2 separate regions of the Homo sapiens genome follow, and region 2 is linked to region 1. A link is a loop called in an ENCODE intact Hi-C map of the cell type or tissue named here. Cell type or tissue: PC-9. All regions are shown on one strand. Each heading gives the region's core, and the rest is flanking DNA. Links, peaks and the distances in the headings are about the cores only. Region 1 holds the start of LOC107985362 (a long non-coding RNA gene). Region 2 overlaps KCNK1 (potassium two pore domain channel subfamily K member 1).

Region 1 (9,269 bases), core at 401-8,400:
GTCAGGGAGCAGGGAGAAAATGGATGAAGTATAGAAAAAGTAATATGAGTGTGTATTGCACTGATAAGATGCAGTCATGTGTACACCTAGTTCATTATCCTGTTCTCTTCACTTTTATGTATGCTTGAAAATCTACCCCTCAAAAGTTAAGATATAAAAAATAAAGAAAGAAACATGATTCTTTCTTGATTCAGGGTCAGCGGGAAAAAGAGGAATGTTAATTCTCTGTAAAGCAGTGTCCAAAACAGGAAAAAGAACTAGAAAAGCATGATATTGTGAAAGCCAAGCAAACAGTGTTCCAGAAAAGGAGATGGCGAGTCATGAGTGCTGTCAAGAAGTCAGGGAATATGCGAACTTAGAAATGTGCTTTCAGTTACCAGCAAGAGGCAGTGACTACAGCTTTCAGAAGCTCAAAGAAGCAGTGCTCACTACACAGGAAGAAGAGAGCTGATGGCAGGGTGGTGGGGAGCGGGCTTCCTATGGTTAAATCAAGGGCTGTGCCTTGACTGTTTTTAAAGATGGAAGGCACTTGAACAAGTTAAACGTATGAGAAGAAACCAGTAGAGGGGAAGTGATTATAATACATGAGACAGATGGGGCAATCTGAGAGAGAGAAGTCTCTGAGAGGATGAGGAATGGGGAGAGTCGGGAGGGGTGCTTAGTCCAAAAAATAGCTGTCCTCATTTTAGAAGGGCCATTCAATGCTGCACTTCCCCAAATGAGTCATCATCAGAATCACTAGGGAGCTTAGAGAAATCCAATTTCTCCTCTTCCTCCCACCTTGAAGATTCTAACTTTATATATTTGGAGATTTCAATATAATAAAAATACAGTAACTATATTATTTAAAGTCCTCTGAAGAAGTCTGCTAATTAGCCAGGCTTTCCGACTATTGACTTTAATGAGTATTAAATTCATGAAAAAAGTACTTTTTCTTCATCTTTCTCAGAAAAGAGACATTCAGACTCTTGGAGTGAAAACAGTATGTTCTGGGTCTGAGTACCTGGGGGAGGAGAACAGGCTCAGTTAATCTTTGTTCAAACAACACTTAAATACCAAGATTGATCTGTTTCCAAAACATAGCAACAGCTTTTTTTATTGTGGGGCACAATGATCCTAAGCATGCTTGTATTTTGTCATTTATGGTTGTGGGAGTATGGGAGATTAGAAAAATCTATTTAAGAAAGTACAGCATGCAGATGAGGTTATCCTTAATTTCACTACAGAAACCCAAATAGAGCCTGGGGATAGGATAAAGACAACAGGAAAATCAAATAACCAAGGGCTTTAGCATTTGGAGCAAAGAACCAGGGGTGCAACTGTAGAAATCTGGTTCTAATTCCAGTTCTGCCAGTACCTACACATGTCACTAGAGCCTGACATCAGTTTTCTGATCTACACTATTGTGCGTACTAGTTTCAATCCCTAACTGCCTTCTGGGAAGGTCACAGCATGAACAGGACATAACAGATGCAATGGTATTTGATATAAACATGCTGTGTAGACACAATTATTGTGCTGGTCAATGGCCTCAGTGAAAAATTTATCACTCTAAACAATTGGAGAAATTAAGCTGTAAATTTTGAAAGAACTTGGCTTCGTAGATACATGCCATTTCTATCTACTTCCTGTCAGAATGAAAATGATGTAGAAGCATTTTCTGGCACTTTAACAGTTTACTGATTATGGTGACATAGTATGCATATGACATAAAAATATGTGTTAAAAATAATGTTGACCTTATTCTATTTATTCAGCTATTAATTTCAGGGATTTCTGGTTTCCTGATGGATATGGAGCAAAAGTCTTCATAAACCTTGAGTTTTCACTGAATCTTAAGTCTCCTTTTAACCCTCCTTCTCTTAATTGTCACTTAACATATATAAAATATGTCTGAAATTGACATCTTGGCAACCTGAAATCTCTCCTATCTCAGTAAATGGTATCATCACCCGTTTTTAATTAAACTAAGACCTCAAGATTTATCCTTTTGCCCCCCTGAAACCTCATATCTTTTTCTCTGTCATTCACCAACTATAAACATATCAGATTCTTTTCAGTTGCTTAGATAAGCACTAAGCTTGTTTAACACTTCTGGGCTTTTGAACTAATATATTGATGCTAAGGCATGTAATTTAACATATTTTAATTCATTGTTATCAAAATGTGTTTTACAATCAATTTTGTAATTTACAATTATAATTACAGTTTTTTTTTTTCTTTTAGAGGTACAATAGTGACGTCTTAAATCCAATAAAAAACAAAAACAAAATGGTAGTGCCCTCTTCCCTTCTCCAGATCTCCATGTGGCTGGCTCAGTCCAACAGTCCTTTCTGTTGAGCTCAGCTCACTCACCCTCAGTTCAGCTTCCTGCTCTGATGCCACCTTACCTGAAGTTCTCCTCCCCTCATCTCATCCCACTACTTGTTTCCTTTATAGCACTTTTGCCACTTAAAAACATCCATTTGCTTGCTTGTTTATTTTCTGTTTTCTCTACAGCCTAAAGCTCCTCAAAACAGGAGCTTTGTTTTGTTCTCAGCTACACCCCCAGATATGGTGTGTGATCAATGAGTATTTGTTGAAGGAATTGTATGGCAAAGGCATCTCTTCCATAGACATTTATGTGGCCCATCCCACTATCTCAGTAGTGTCTGAGATGGGCAGCTCCCACCTTATCCTCAATGTTCCCAACCCCAGCCCCGCCACCACCACAAGAAATCGCTGTTTTAATCTCCACCATCTAAGAAGTGGCAGGACTTCCAGTGTAACAGACAAAGGCCATGTATAGAATTTCTACAGCGAAAGGCATTTGGCAAAAAACCTACTATTTGAAATGTCTCTAGTCTTAAATCCATCGTTGGGATGAAGGGCAAGTATATTAGTCCATTTTCACACTGCTATAAAGGAATACCAGAGACTGAGTAATTTATAAAGGAAACAGGTTTCATTGACTCACAGTTCCACATGGCTGAGGAGGCCTCAGGAAACTTACAATCACAGCGGAAAGGGAAGCAGGCACCTTCTTCACATAGCAGCAGGAGAGAGAAGAGAAAGCAAAGGAGAAAGAGCCTTTCGTGAAACCATCAGATCAAATGAGAACTCACTCACGATCATGAGAACAGCATGGGGGAAACCGCCCCCATAATCCAATCACCTCTCAGTAGGTCCCTCCCTACTGGACCTAGCAGCTGATGGAAGCAGCTTGGAGTTGCATAGTTCCAGGAGGAGGCACTGGTTCCTGTGTATTCTTCACTTTGTCCTTATCTCCACCCTCCATGTAGTCCAAACTGTCTCTCCAACTGATTGTTCTGCAGTGGTCACATATGGCTGTGCAAGGGGCCAGCACTGCTGCAGCTTCCAGTGAGATATTTCAGTTATGTGGAGCATAAGCAAGGGAGATAAAGTAAAATCCCTATGCTCCTGACAGCATTGCACGGGGCTTCCAGAATGTCACGAAGCCAGCTGCTGGCACTGTTCTCAGGAGAAAAAGGACTTTTCTCTGGAATGGCTCTCTTGGTGTAAGGCCTGGTGGCACATTAATAAATCATACACTTACGGTTTAGATTAAGTCATATTTGAATGAGTCATTTCTCTACACAAATCTCCACTCCCTGTGTCAGCAAGGCTGATGGGCAGAGGAGGCTGAATGTTGGCAGGTGGTGTTATGTGATCAAGTGTTTTTACTTTAATGCCTAAGGAAGACTCTGCTAGCCAGGTGCACAATAGTCTGCACTGTTGGCCTTGGCTAATCTAATCTTAGACACCCTGTGTAATTGGGAAAGAAGGAGAAACTCTGCAATGAGTCATCCAGCAACTTGATCCCCTGGTTTGTTTTTCATTTTGTTTTAAGATGGGCTCTAAGGTCAGGAGAATTAAGAAGTTGGATGTCTGGAAGGGGAGACGTTTTGCCCCGGAAAGAGCTGCAGAGATGTTTGCTGGGCCTGACAGCCAGCTGTGGTCAGCCAGAGAGACACATGACAAGTAGAACTCAGGCATCCCTGCCTTGGGAGACCAGGGCCAGGGCTTCTGTGACATGCACTCGCTTGGAGTCCCATTGATCCCACTGCCCCTCTGGTAGTAGTCCTGTCTTCAGCCCAGATGAGGACTCCCAGAGTTATCCTTGGAAGTTTCCTTCAGTTAGCAATTACTCTGCCTGCTGTCCCGAGACTAGACAATGCCTCCTAACAGCTCACCCCTCTGAGTCCAGCCCCTCCTCACTTCCTGCTCTTTATTAAGAACATTTGTTTGTTCCAAAGCTCTATAAAAGGAGGCTTATAATCTTAAGAGTACCCCTAAATCACTAGCTTTTAATGAAGATAAAATTATCTGTACAGAAAGCAGTGAAACATCACCATTCATTCTGCAATTCCAGATTTCTCCATTGTGTTGTCATTAAATCCATATTACTATGCTAATAAATTTAAACATCTTAGAAGGGGCATAGAAGGAAAGGGAAATGTGTCATAAAATTATTAATAACTTCTTTGTCACCTTGGCTACACAATTTATGGTGGCAATCTCCTGACTACAAAAACAGTGGCTGGCCGGGCATGTTGGCTCATGCCTGTAATCCCAGCATTTTGGGAGGCTGAGTCAGGAGGATCAGTTGAGCCCAGCAGTTTCAGATCAGCCTGGACAACATGGGGAGACTCTGTCTCTACAAGAAATAAACAATATTAATCAGGCATGGTGGCATACGCCTGTAGTCTCAGCTATTTGGGAGGCTGTGGAAGGAGGATCACTTAAGCCTGGGAGGTAGAAGCTTCCACTAACTGAGTTCATGCCACTGCATTCCAGCCTGGGCAACAAAGGAAGATCCTGTATTTAAAAAAGAGAGAGAGAGAGAAAAGAACAGTTTTTGCGAAAACCTACCTTAGATACCTACATAATGATAACGTCAGGGATGATGACTGAGTTTGCTATGTTTCTATAAAGGAACTAGTTATAGTTGTTATTTGTCACATTCTACACAACATGCGGTACACAGTCATGGAACTCATGCCTGCCCCTTCTCTTTCTCCTTCCCTCCATTCCTCTCCTTTTCCTGTCCTCTCTTCCTTGCTTCTTTTTTCTATCTTGCTTTTTATTACAAAATATGACTTTACTAAGTGCTTGTAAGTTCCTCTAAGTAGGGAAGATACCTTTTTTCCACTTCTTAATTGTGGCTACCCCCTGCCATTGACAAAGAGAAAACTTGGCACAGGCTGTTCACAGTGGCTTACATCTGTAATCCCAGTTCTTTGGGAGGCTGAGGTGGGAGGATTGCTTGAGGCCAGGAGTTCAAGGACGCAGTGAGCCATGATCGAGCCACTGCACACTAGTGTGGGTGACAGAATAAGACCCTATCTCAAAAAAAAGATAAAGAAGAAAATATGACAATAAGGCATATTTGCATTTACCTATATATTAAAAACTAAACCTATAGAAGAGTATCCAGTGGGAAGAAGCCAATTTTCCTCCATGTTTCCTGACTCTCCCAATATCACTTACCAGAGATAACCATTATTAACTTTAAAATATATATATATCCTAACATATTATACATATATGTGTGTATATATACCTATTACATATACATACATATGTGTATATGTATATATAAGAATATATGTATACATATACATACTTTTAATATGTATATGTTAAATATGTATGTATGTATATGTACATATATGTATAATGTAAGGATAGAGATACATATTTGTGTGTTTATATGTATATGTAAGGGTACATTTATGTATGTGTGTACATATAAGGGTAGATATATATTTTAAAGTTAATGATTATATAGCACTGATGTTTTTATCTAAAGCTATATTATGGTTAGATATATATGTGTATGTATATGTAAGGGTAGATACATATTTTAAATTTAATAATGATTCTATATAGCATTGATGTTTTTATCTAAATCTATATTTTGGACTTCTTTCCATTCTTCATAATTGCTGCATAGTGTCATTGTATGGATATACCATAATTAGGCTGCTACTCCTTTTTTTTAAAAAAATATTTCCTGTTAACAAGTCACTTGTGTTCATCATTGAAAACCTGGTAAACATAGGCAAGAATTATAGAGTAAAATGTATCCATGATGGTGTATTACACTTTGGGACTACTTGATAAGGCTGCCCAATGGAAAGCTGTCTCTAAGAAGACCCATTGTCCAGCCCTCGAGAGAGAGAGTTGTTGATGAGAGCTTATCTCAGGGGCTCAGATGGGCCTCTAAAATACCATTCCACCTCTGAAATCAGTACAAACTGTATGAGTGACAAATGTCAAAAGAAGTTGTTAAAAGCCATATCAGGGGATTGGGTATTTCTTTGGTTTAATCAGTAATAAATTCCCTCCCAAGTACTTGAGGTGGTGGCTTGGGTTTTTCAAAGAAATACCGTGTGGTATAACAAAAAATATATCTGGTCTTTGTGGCTGGTTATCAACTTGAGCTTCAAAAACCCTAGAGCTTTCCTGACTGACAGGAGTGCTCTTACTATGCTATGGAAGAAACTCCTGATGGGCCCCCTACATTGCTTCAGGATGGGGGCTGGTCCCCAGAAAGATCAGCCACGTTATTAGAAGATTGACACTTTGGACCAGCTTGATTGATTTAATCATTCCTGCCTCAGTAATGAAACCCCAGTAAAAACTCTGGACACTGGGGCCATTTACCTACATTCCATCTCCAGCACAGACCCCAAAATCCTGTGTATGTAAACTCTCTTCTTTCTGGGGTATTTAATATGGGTGCTTTATTACAGTTCTGCAATAACACAATCTCTGTGAGGCTAACTACACAAAATTATGCTTCCTGTTAGTGTTAAAAAGTATAATGGGAACTAGTAGACCTAGATTCTAGTCTTTTGCTATTAACAAGGCATGTAATCTATATAATTTACTTAATTTGCCTATGCCTTAGTTTTGTCATTCATAAGAAAGGGGGGGGGGTTGTACAGTGAAAACTGAGGAACAAAATGAAAGAGTGTGAAAAGTGCTTTGAAATATTAAAAAGTCTCCATCATCTTCAGTACTCAGATTAACCTAGTGTTGGCTCATTGTGATGGATCTCAGGACATGACAACTCTCTATTATTTGTATTTGTATTAGTCTTTTTCTGAATGTACATCTAGCTAAGGTTAGTGAGTGCTTAGTTTTGGGTAGGTAATTTGCTGTGGAATTTCTTTTGTAATTTTGTCTTACATTTCACAACAGATCTAAAAAATAGACACCCTTATGTTCTCATTTTATAGAGAGAAAAAATGAAGTTTAGCACAGAGAAAAGTCAATTTCTCAATGATATGTAACCAGGGAGTGATGGAAACCAAGGTTGTCTGCCTCCAGAGCCCTTGTCCTTGGACACAGTCCTCTACACCTTCCAGCTGATGTTCCAACACACCAGATCTCTGCTCTTGTAAATGCTCAAGGAAGACAGAGAAAAACAAGCTGGTTGCCAATCATGCTATCCTGATGTTCTTCATTTTCATATTTGTCCCAGCAATAATCTATTATTCACAATATGTTGTCATTTTGCTTTGTTGAAGCACTTGGAAGCTTATTTTTAAGGAGCTTTTCCTTAAGAAGCATTATTAACCGTTTTGGTTACCAAATACCTTTTTTCTCAAGGCATCAAAATTATACTTGATTGCACTCATTTTAATTCATTGCACAGATTACATAATAGTTCATTATCTCCTATTATATCTAAATTCCTCTGCAGAGGCTACGCTCTGTTATTTTCATGGAATGGACTGTATTAAACAGAAAGTCTATCATTTACTTAGTAATTCCTATGCTACCAGCAAAATAAAATCTATAAATCCTATACCTATGTGATCTTAGAAATTACCCTTGATTTGTGAAGGAAATTATATAGGATGAAATTTTCCATCATAAACATTTTTTGGCTTGTATATGTCAATGCACTTTCAAACGTAATAGGCCAATTTTGAGAGAGCATTAGTTTCCAGATGCTGGCTGAGCATACAGTATGCTGGAGAGAGGTGCTGTGGTACACTCAGTAGATCCACATTCATAGTATTTGCATTGTAACAGTGTCATTTGAAATAATATAATTCTTTTCTATTCTTCTGGGATTATAAATCTTCCCACCACAATTATCAGAAGCAGAAAAGAGAAGTAAAAAGTCATTAAGTTTAAGAAGATGAGGGATTTGCTAGGGCCCTGTATTAGTTAAGGTAATGAAAGCTTCTGTGCCAATAAATCTAAAAATCCAGAGGTTTATACAGTAGAAGTTTAAGATGTAGCAGTCCAATGTGTGTTGAGTGGGTGGCTTTTCACATAGTGATTCAAGATCTAGGCTCATTCAATTTTGTGACTCCACTTTCATGTAAGGCTGTAGAGTGTTTCATTTCCAACAGAACACAATAGTATTTTAAAGAATATTAAAATTTGCCTTAATGTCAATAGAACTTGAATAATCAGTGGATGGCTTAGGGAGAAAAGAAGGAAAACAAGGGATGTTATTTATGTAATATGAATATTCAATGTCATCAGGCTCTGAAAGCTTGTTATGTTCACCTCCACAGCAGGGATATATAAAGGTAGAGTGAATCTTCTTTCTGACTGTGATCGTTAATTTTATGTGTCAACTTGATGGAATTAAAGGATGCCCAGATAGCTAGTGAAACATTATTTCTGGGTGTGTCTGCAAGGGTATTTCTGGAAGGCGTTTCAAAATAAGCATTTGAATCAATAGACTGAATAAAGAAGATCCTCCTCACTGCCCAGAGTCAGTGAGCACAATCCACTGAGTGCCCAGATAAACAAAAAGGTGGAGAAAGGGTAAATTCTCTCTTTTCTTATCTGGGCTATCCATCTTCTCCTGCACTCAAACCGAATGACTTCCTGGCTTTCCTTGTTCTCCAGCTTACAGACAGCATGTTGTGGGACTTTTCAGTCTCCACAATCATGTGAGCCAATTCTTATAATCTCCTCTTATGTATCTAGACATATCCTATTGGTTTCTGTTTCTCTGACTAATAAGCAGACATTAGTTGGATGGTGATATGGTTTGGCTGTGTCCCCACCCAAATCTCATTATGAATTGTAGCTCCCATAATTCCCACATGTTGCGGGAGGGACCCGGTGGGAGACAACTGAATCATGGGGGCAGTTCCCTCCATACTGTTCTCGTGGTAGTGAATAAGTCTCACGAGATCTGATGTTTTTATAAGGGGCTTCCCCTTTCACTTGGCTCTCATTCTGTCTTCCCTGCTGCCATGCCTCTTTTTCTTTATCAATTACCCAGTCTT
Region 2 (9,269 bases), core at 406-8,405, 54 kb before region 1:
AAACATTCAGACTGTAGCAGGGAATGAAATCTTTGGGCACCCAGCAAATGGATATCTTTAAGAACAGGATTCTAGGTCTAGAACACCATCCTCTTCTGTGTTCTGCCACTAAATGATGGGTCCTGAGGGTTTTATCTCCTGATTTGGTTAGAAGATTGTTGAATCTGGCTGTGAGAGCCTTTCAAGTGCCTAAAGGAGAGAGCTTGAACTTCCCTGAGAGTACACCAGGTGATGTGACACTTTCTTGTCCTTGTAATATGCCACCTAGAAGAGAACTTTTAGGAGAGGAGACCTACAGTTCTCACCAACCTTTAATCATTAGAATTTACCAGCATCTACTGATAAGAATGTGATCTTGGTGAGCAGCTATCATAGTGGGTCAGTTTGCAATGAGGGGAGTAAGAATTTGAGAGAGCGCATTTGGATTTTTCTGTTGGGGAGTCATTGTAGTCATTCTAAACTACAGAGTGGCCACACAGTTCCTCTATATCAGATTCGTTCCCAAGCACTGTTGTTAAGTCTTTAATTACTGTCAGGGACCACTTTAATAACATCTGTTAGTGTGGGAGAAGGTCTCTTAAAGGACTTGGGGAATATTAAAACGTGTGCAGAGAACAGAGGGGAGCATATAGTTCATTTGTAACTAGTATAGCTAGGAAGAGTGTGGCCAATATGAAAGGGTGTGCCTATTGTGGAGATAATTCAATTAGTTTTTTCTTTCCACAGCAATAGAAGAGTTTAACTTCATGGTACTTCCTATGTGCAGCGTCTGTACTAAATGTTTTACATGGATTGTTTCATTTAACCCTCATAACACCTGCATGAGATAGGAAATAGTCTTCACATTTGACAGATGAGGAAACTAAGGCATCAAATTTTTCAGGGAGACATAGCTAATAAGAAGCAGAACCAGGATTCAAATTTAGCAAATGTGATTCCTCAGCCCGTTCCCCTAAATAAAGTCTTTCGAACAATAGAAAAAAAAAAAAAAACTGTTGACTTCATTTCAAGAGTGTCTTCCTCCAAAAGATACAGAGATTCCCACCAGGGCAAAATGGACGCCACGTTTCCCTCCCGGGGGCACCAGAAGCCTTAGCAGGTGGCTGCTCTGAGTTCCTGTGGATGGAGGCTCAGAGGTTGGGTTTGATTCTACAGAGCATCCAGGGTTCCCGCATCCCTTTACATAATACGAGAATTTAGGACTACTTTGCTTTCTAGTCTCAGTTAAGCTTTGGGACCAAGCAAGAGCTATATTCATTACTTGCAGGTTTGGAGTGTGGAAATTCAGCATCAAGTAAACGGTGCGTCTTCTTGTCATCCAGCGTTTGCCCCCATTACCTCTGCAATCTGTCTTCCATTGGGTAAAGTGTGCCCAACTGTTCTTGAAGGAAAAGAAATCTAAATCCTGAGTTGCCTGCACAGCATCTATGCCCCAGGGAAAAATGCCTACAGCACGAATTTAAAAACCTCATTCTAAAAGTGCATTACTGAAAAGGCTTTACAGTATAATAACTTTTAAACCTAAGGGTAGTGATGGCTGCAGGATAATTATGTCAAACCTGAAAGCAAACCCAGAGGAGGTGGCATGTGGAAGAAATACCACTTTGGTTAATAGATTTGCAACCTCGTTTAAAATATTGAGGCTTTAGGAAAAACTAGATTTATCCTCTCTGTTAGCTTCTTTATCTTATCTTCACTCTGTTGTCCTGTTGTTAAAATTTCTAAGAAATGGTAAAGAAAGTGAGAGGGGAAAATATCAAAAAGAAAGAAAAAGGGGCATACTAGAACATAGTATATGATTCTCCCTTTGCTATTCTGTTTTATGCAATAATCAGGGTCAGGTTTCTAACTCTCTCTTCGAATGTCCCAGATAGAAAGGTGGGTCTGTGTTTGATAGACAGGCAGATGGGAGCAGGACGTGTGCAGTGTGCTGACTCCTACACAGAAGTGGAGGTAGGTGCTGTCAAATGCATGGCAGCAGGAGCTGGTGTGAGAACGCCAGGACACGTTGATGGCATTGCCTCATCTCTGGCAGGCTGCTGTCTCCTACAAGACGTTTATGTGGATTACATTCACATGAGGTTGTATAAACCCTCTTATTCCTATTCTCATGGAATTGGGAACAGGAAGACAAGGGATGACCTGGACATTTCATTTAGATTAGACCAAAGGTGAACAAAGGTGATGAGGCAACAAAGGTAGCCTTTACCTGAGAGTAACCCCAAGGCAGAGGCCACCATGAGTTAAAAGCAAACAGGGCCAAGCAACAATCAGGCTCAGATCCAGGAAGGACTGGACAAGTGTTCTGAAGCTGTAGCCTAATTCTTACTGAAGGCCATGGGATCATGGGGGCTGAGACCTGTTTTTCCTGGGAGCTCCTGCTTGGGTGGGTTAGATCTTTGGTTGTTGTCTTAGGTCCATTCTATCTCAGAGTAAATTCTGGAAACATCCAGGGATTTCTTTCTCCAGCTTTTGTTTTCTACATTGGCCATCACCCCTCTTTGATTTTTCCTTGTTCTTCCTTACCGCTACCCCTGAGGCCAGACATAATAGATTGATAAACCCATGGTTCAAATCCTGCCCCCATCATGCATCTGCTTTCAGATCTTTGGAAAACTATTTAACCCCCTAGTCTCTTTATCTGTAAAATAGGGATATGCATACTTATCTGAAAGAGCTGCTGTGAAGATTAAAGGAGGTTATGCCTTTAAAGCATAACATACCGAATGCTTTCCTTTCATTTTTTCATTGGAATGCTCTTCACAGGTCTGGAGTGAGGGGGAACAAGAGTTAACAAGTAACAAACATGGGGGTGATTTAAAGGTTTCAGGAGCTCATGCTGTTCATGCCATAACTATCCATAGACCACATTCCCTGACTTTTTCCTAAATGCTTTCAAGCACGTCTCCCCTGTAACTATCCAGTACACTGGATGCTTCCTGGTTTGGTTACTAGAACAAGCTCCTCAGGGTTGGGTTGGGACTGTTTCTAGGCCATGCTGGTGGACATGCCTTTGCAGAGCTTGGCTCTGGTCACACACTCCTTCTGTATTATCTTTTTATTCTGATGCTTTGACATCTTGGGTTTTGCTGACACTGAAGGAACTGCCCTTCCCAGGGCTGGCCAATTCCTAAGGACAGTAAAGGACTCACCTGTGAGCATGCCTTTCCTATGCAAACTGAACACTCTGGAGCCCCATCCCCCAGCCACCTTCTTTATCAGGCTTTCACCTTCTGAGCCACTAATTCTCTGCCTCAGTCACCCCAGAGCCTGGTACCAGACAACTGGGACAACTCCTATATTCCAAAGCTTGCTGAAATGATTCAAACTAGCTAACCCTAAACCTGCTTATGCTGCTTCACCCATTTATTCCTGCAGAAACCACAGTAAAGTTCCCCCCTTGATTCCTTTGTGTCCTGACCAACTGATGTTTCCCTAGGTGCCCCCACAGCATGGCATGGCATGCCCCACTTTTGAAACCTGAACAAGCTGTCTTTTCAATTACAGATATCCCCTGGTCTGTTGGCCTCACTATACCTGAATAATAATAAAACTTACATTTTGAAACCTCTTCCCTGACTGATGGTTAATTGTTGTGTCAATTTGACTGGGCTAGAGGATGCCCAGGTAGCTGGTAAAACATTACATCTGGGTGCATCTGTGAGGGTGTTTCTGGAAGAGATTAGCATTTGAATCAGTAGACTGAGTAGAGAAGATCCATCCTCACCAAGGTGGGTAGGCGTTATCTAATTCATGAAGGGCCTGAATAGAACAAAAAGGGAGAGAAAGGGCTATTTGTCTTTTGTTGAGTTGAGACTTCTCTCTTCTCCTGACCTTGGACTGGGAGTTATGTCATTGGCCTCCATGGTTCTCAGGCCTTCAAACTTGGGCAGAATGGTACCACCGGCTTTCCTGGTTCTTCTGCTTGCAGACGGCATGCCAAGGGACTTGCTGGCTTCCGTAATTGGATAAGCCAATTCCCATAATAAATCTCTTCTTATATATCTATATATATCCTATTGCTTCTGTTTCTTCAGAGAGTCCTGACAAATATAAAGATTGATACCAAGAAGTGGGAGTGCTTCTAACGAATGTGGAAGTGGCTTTGGAAATGGGTAATGGGTAGAAACTGGAAAGAGTTCGGAGGTGCACACTAGAAAAAGCCTACATTGCTGTGAATTGACCTTTAAAGGTGATTCTGGTGAAGGCTCAGAAAGAAAAGAGGAGAGCTATAAAGAAAGCCTTAATCCTCCTAGAAAATACCTAAGTGATCATGAACAGAACGTTGGCAGAAATATGGGTAATAAAGGCCAGTCTGATAAGGTCTCAGAGGGAAATGAGGACCATGTTATTGGACAATGGAGAAAAAGCCATCGGGGTGGGGGGGAAAGGGAAGGGAGAGCATCAGGACAAATACCTAATGCATGCAGGGCTTAAAACTTAGATGACAGGTTGATAGATGCAGTAAACCACATGTATACCTGTGTAACAAACCTGCACGTTCAGCACATATATCCCAGAACTTAAAGTAAAAGAAAACAAATTTTTTTAAAAAGCGTCAGAGAACTTGGCTGAATTGTGCCTGTATTCTAGTGTTTTGCAGAAGGTAGAGCGGTGAACACTGAAATTACATATTTGGATAAGGAAATTTCTAGGCAAAGTGTGAAAGTTGTGGCTTGGCTTCTCTTGACAGCCTACATTAAAATGTGAAAAGAGAGAAAAGATTTAAAGACAGAATTGTTAATCAAAGAGAAGCAGCACTTAAAGATTTGGAAAATTCTCACCCTAGCCATATTATGAAGAATGAGATAACGGGTACAGTGGTTCATGCCTGTAGTCCTAACTGTTAGAGAAGTGGAGGCAGGAGGATCCCTTAAACCCAGGAGTTTGAGACTTGTCTGAGTAACATAGTGAGAGTCCATCTCTTAAAAAAGAATAAATAAATAAATGAGAAGGCACATTGGGAAAGAACACCAAGGGTGCGGCCAAATGACCATCTGATAAGGAGATTAGTCAACCAAGTGGAACCTGTTGCTCAAGGTGATTCAGAAGTAATTGGGGCTGCCACCTCCATCACAGCTCCAATGTGCAAAAGCTTGAGCAGGCAAGCATGGGACCTCCACAGAGAGCCCTTACTAGAGCAACATCCAGGATAGCCGAGTGGTAGGACCACCCCAGCAGCCCCAGACCTGTAGAGTCATAGACACGATTCTAGCTCTTGGAGCCACAAGGGCACAGAGCAACCTTTGGGGAGGGCCACCACGCCCGTGGGTTGGGAAAGCAGGACCACAGCCCTAGTGGGCCTGGGGGACAGAGCATTGAGCCAAAGAAGATTATTCTCCAGACAAAATTTTGGACTTTGCTAGGGACCTATCCTTTCTTCTTTTCTTTCTTTCTATTCTTTTCTTTCTTTTGAAATGGAAATGTCTATTCTATGCCTGTCCCACCATTGTATTTTGGAAGCCCCTTGACTTGTTTAATTTCACAGGCTCACAGCTGGAGGGGAAATTGCTTCAGAATGAATCATACCTTGCGTCTCACCCATATATGATGTAGGTGCTGTTTAAATGAGACTTTGGACTACAGACCTTCAAGTAGATACTGGAATGAGTTAAGATTTTTGGAACCATTGGAATGGACTGAATGCATTTTGCGTGTGAGAAGGACATGAAATTTTGGGATGCCAGGGGTAGAATGTTATGGTCTGAGTGTTTGTGTCTCTCCCAAATTTATATGTTGAAATCCTAACCCCCACCCTCTCAAGGTGATGGTATCAGGAGGTAGAGCCTTTGGGAGGTGATTAGGTTATGAGGGTGGAGGCCTCGTGAATGAGACTCGTGCCTTTATAAAAGAGACATAAGAGGGACTCCTTCCTCCTTCTGCCTTGTGAGATTAGAGTGAGAAGTCTATGAGGAAGCAGCCCTCACCAGACACTGAATCTGCTGGTGCCTTGATCAGAGACTTCCCAGCCACTAAAACTGTGAGAAATACATTTCTGTTGTTTATAAGCCTGTGGTATTCTTTTGTAGCAGCTTGAACAGACTAAGATACCCTTGGATGAGGAGCAACTGAGGTAAAGTGGGAAAAAAAAAAAACGGCTCCAATGCCAAGGGCATACTGGACAGCTCTTTAACTTATGCTTGGTGGTTGCTTCTCATCATTTTCAGTTAATCGTAAAGCATTCTACTTTTGTGGATTTCAAGTCCCTAGGAAAGGATGCTGAAGGAAACGACAGTTTTGTGAGACCATCAGTAATTGTAATGTTGACACCTCTGCATTCAAATGGGTTACAGGATTAAACAAGTGTCATCCAAAGGACCATCAGGATGGCTAGATAACAGAAAAGAGAGTTTCACTGGCAATACTGGTTTACAAACCTGGAAGAGAGAGTCTCCGGTGTGAACTGAAAATGCTCTCTCTGAAGAACAAAGAGAAGGTTAGAGGTTTTATAAAAAGGAGAAATGTTGCATATTGCTCTTTGAGAAGTTTCATTGGCACCAGTAAGGTTTTGAGGAGCTGGCAGGCTTCAACTGATAAGTGAGGGTGGTGCGTAAACCCAGTCTGAGAGTTGCAGCAGGTCGTCTCAGTAGTCGTTAGACAAAACTGGTTTCAGGTTACTGCAGGCAGTGTCAGCTGCCAGGCCTGCAGAAAATTATGTTTTTTGGAGCAATGTTCTTCACCCTGAGTGCTTTTTCCCCTTGGCTTATTGATTCTTTGTTGGGTATGACAAGAATGACTCATTTCATGTGATCAGCTTTCACACAAGGGTGACAAAGCTTCAATTATTTATTTCTTTATTATTTATTTATTTAATTTGGGACAGAGTCTCTCGTCGTCTAGGCTGGAGTGCAGTGGTGCATGATCATGGCTCACTGCAGCCTCAACCTCCCAGCCTCAATTGATCCTCCCACCTCAGCCTCCCGAATAGCTGGGACTACTGGCACATGCCACCATGCCCAGCTAATTTATTTAGTTTTTGTATAGACAGAGCTCACTATGTTGACTAGGGTGATCTTGAGCTCCTGGCCTCAAGCAATCCTCTCACCTCAGTCTCCCAAAGTGCTGGGATTACAGGTGTGAGTCACCATGCCCAGCCCAAAGCTTCGTTTTAAGTCTCTTTTATTTACTTTTTTTGGTCCTAGTCATAACACATTGTAAATATACTCTGTCAGAGAATTAGATAGCTTGTTGTTTTTTAAGTCTTTTCTAATTAATCTGTTCATGTAATTTAGTAAGAAAATATTAAAGGGAAATCTTGCCCGAGAGATGGCCAGTACTGAGTAAGAAGCCCATTTGGTTTGTGTCTGGGAGGATGGGCAGTGAGGATGAGTGAGGATGAGTTTAATTTAGCTTGGTGAGAGGGGGACAAATCCACCTTTTCACGAGAGCTGCTTTCTCATCGCTTTTTGTCCCCCTTCATCCACAACCCCCGCAGCCAAGGCAGTGTCAGTAAATTTTGGGATGGAAAAGCCTTAGGTAGGATTCTTATGTTTTCGAAATGTGACTGATTGGAATTGGGGGAAAGCTGTATTAAAATTGGATATGTGGTAAAAGCTGGATATGTGGTTATTACCCATATCCAGTAGTGGGTCATGTTCCTGTGCTACCATGATCTGCCCGCAGTAACCTAGCAAGACATCAAATCACAGTGTGCAGTAGATGGTACCGTTGAACAAGCCAAGCCATATTGTCTGCAGGGATCTGAGATGATAAAGAGATTATTACAGAATTTGTTTTCATAAGGAACTGTGTAATTATGATGATTAGCCAAAGAAATAAGAAAGAAAGAAAGAGAGAAAAAGAAAGAAAAGAAAAGAAAGAAAAAAGAAAAAGGAAAGACGAAAGAAAAGAAAGAAAGAGAAAGAAAAGAAAGAAAGAGAAATAAAGAAAGAAAGAGAGAGAGAGAGAAAGACAGCCTGGTCTGTTACCTATGCTGTCCTACTATAGCATTTAATATCTTACTGCAAATTTTACTAAGTTATAACTTAAAAGTGTTAATTTTTTTTTTTATCACTTTGACAAACTTAGCCTCCTACAGCAGAAGGTGACTGATCAAAAGCTGGACTGTCAACCAGGTACTCACCAGCTTAGAGAGAATGGAGAAAAGGAGTATAAAGAATTTGAATAATTGTATGTAACATACGTGTTTCTTTTGAAATTTCAGTTTTAGGAAGCAAGGCCTGATGAGATGATCTTCATTTGTGAGAGTATGCAGAGGGTGGTGTGAAAAGACATGGCAGGGATTCGTATTTTTAAAATGGATGGAAAAACAGTTCTAAAAATATGAAAAAATAAGGACAAATAATCATAATTTAAATTCTCAAGCTAAGAAAGGTTCAACACATTTCAAAGTTAAATTGTAAACAGTGTTAGGGAAAAGAAACCATACAGAAATGGGACAACAGGGATCCATTAGAGTTGGATATCATTCATTTACTAGTTTGAGGGGCAAAATAAATAATTATATGTGTTTTTAAATCATAGAGAATGAACCCTGAAAATGTTTAATGCTTAGAAAAGAAAGCATGTATAATAGAAATTTTAATTTGGCCAAATTGCTTACTTTAAAATTAGAAAATTCGATTTTTTTGATTGCATAATTTTGGACACATAATTAATAAGCAGGTAGATTAAAAGGAAAAACCTACATATTAAGCAAGAATCATCTAACAAAAACAGTTCCTTATATAAGAGACTGTATGCTAACTCCTAGATGCCAAGAGAGAAAATGAGACTACATGAGACTACAGTCAAGCGTCACCTAACGACAGGGATACGTTCTGAGAAATGCATCCTTAGGTGTTTTTGTCATTGTGTGAACAACGTAGAGTGTACAAAGCTGAATGCTATAGCATATTGCTCTAGGTTACAAACTTGTATATCATGTTACCGTACTGAAGACTGTAGGCAAGTGTAACACATGGTATTTGGAGATCTAAATATATCCAAACCTAGAAATGATACAGTAAAAATACAGTATAAAAGATTTTTTAAAATGGGACACCTGTATGAGACACTTAGCATGAATGGGGCTTGCAGGAATTGAAGTTGCTCTGGGTGAGTGAGTAAGTGGTGAGTGAATGTGATGGCCTCGGAGATTACTGTTCACTACTGTAGACTTTCTAGACACTGGACACTTAGGCTAAGTTCAGTTATTTAAAATTGTTTTCTTTCTTCAATTTATTTTCTTTCTTTAATTTATTATATTAATCTTAGCTTTTGTCACTTGTTTACTTTATAAACTTTTTAATGTTTTTAATTTTGATTCT

What was found. Peaks named below come from ENCODE experiments on the same cell type or tissue, not always from the same donor. Only the 100,000 strongest peaks of a DNase experiment are listed, where the experiment ranks them.
Region 2: it touches region 1 in a loop (6-fold over the local background); 6 of 110 quality-filtered maps call a loop at or near these places.

Annotation. Positions count from the first base shown.
Region 1 is chr1:233,704,027-233,713,295 of GRCh38, forward strand. LOC107985362 (a long non-coding RNA gene) reads right to left here and starts at 3,490. Exons shown (of 3, transcript XR_007066945.1): 1 at 3,155-3,490. RefSeq lists an enhancer at 4,171-5,370. In PC-9, for the core only: no CTCF peak of the experiment used is centred there; DNase peaks (open chromatin) are centred at 675 and 3,695; H3K4me3 peaks cover 1,279 bases; H3K27ac peaks cover 4,466 bases.
Region 2 is chr1:233,649,822-233,659,090 of GRCh38, forward strand. The region is part of intron 1 of KCNK1 (potassium two pore domain channel subfamily K member 1); the gene reads left to right. Among named protein-coding and RNA genes, the nearest start is that of MIR4427, 30 kb to the left of the region's middle. In PC-9, for the core only: no CTCF peak of the experiment used is centred there; DNase peaks (open chromatin) are centred at 5,020, 5,560, 6,690 and 7,070; H3K4me3 peaks cover 2,558 bases; H3K27ac peaks cover 6,057 bases.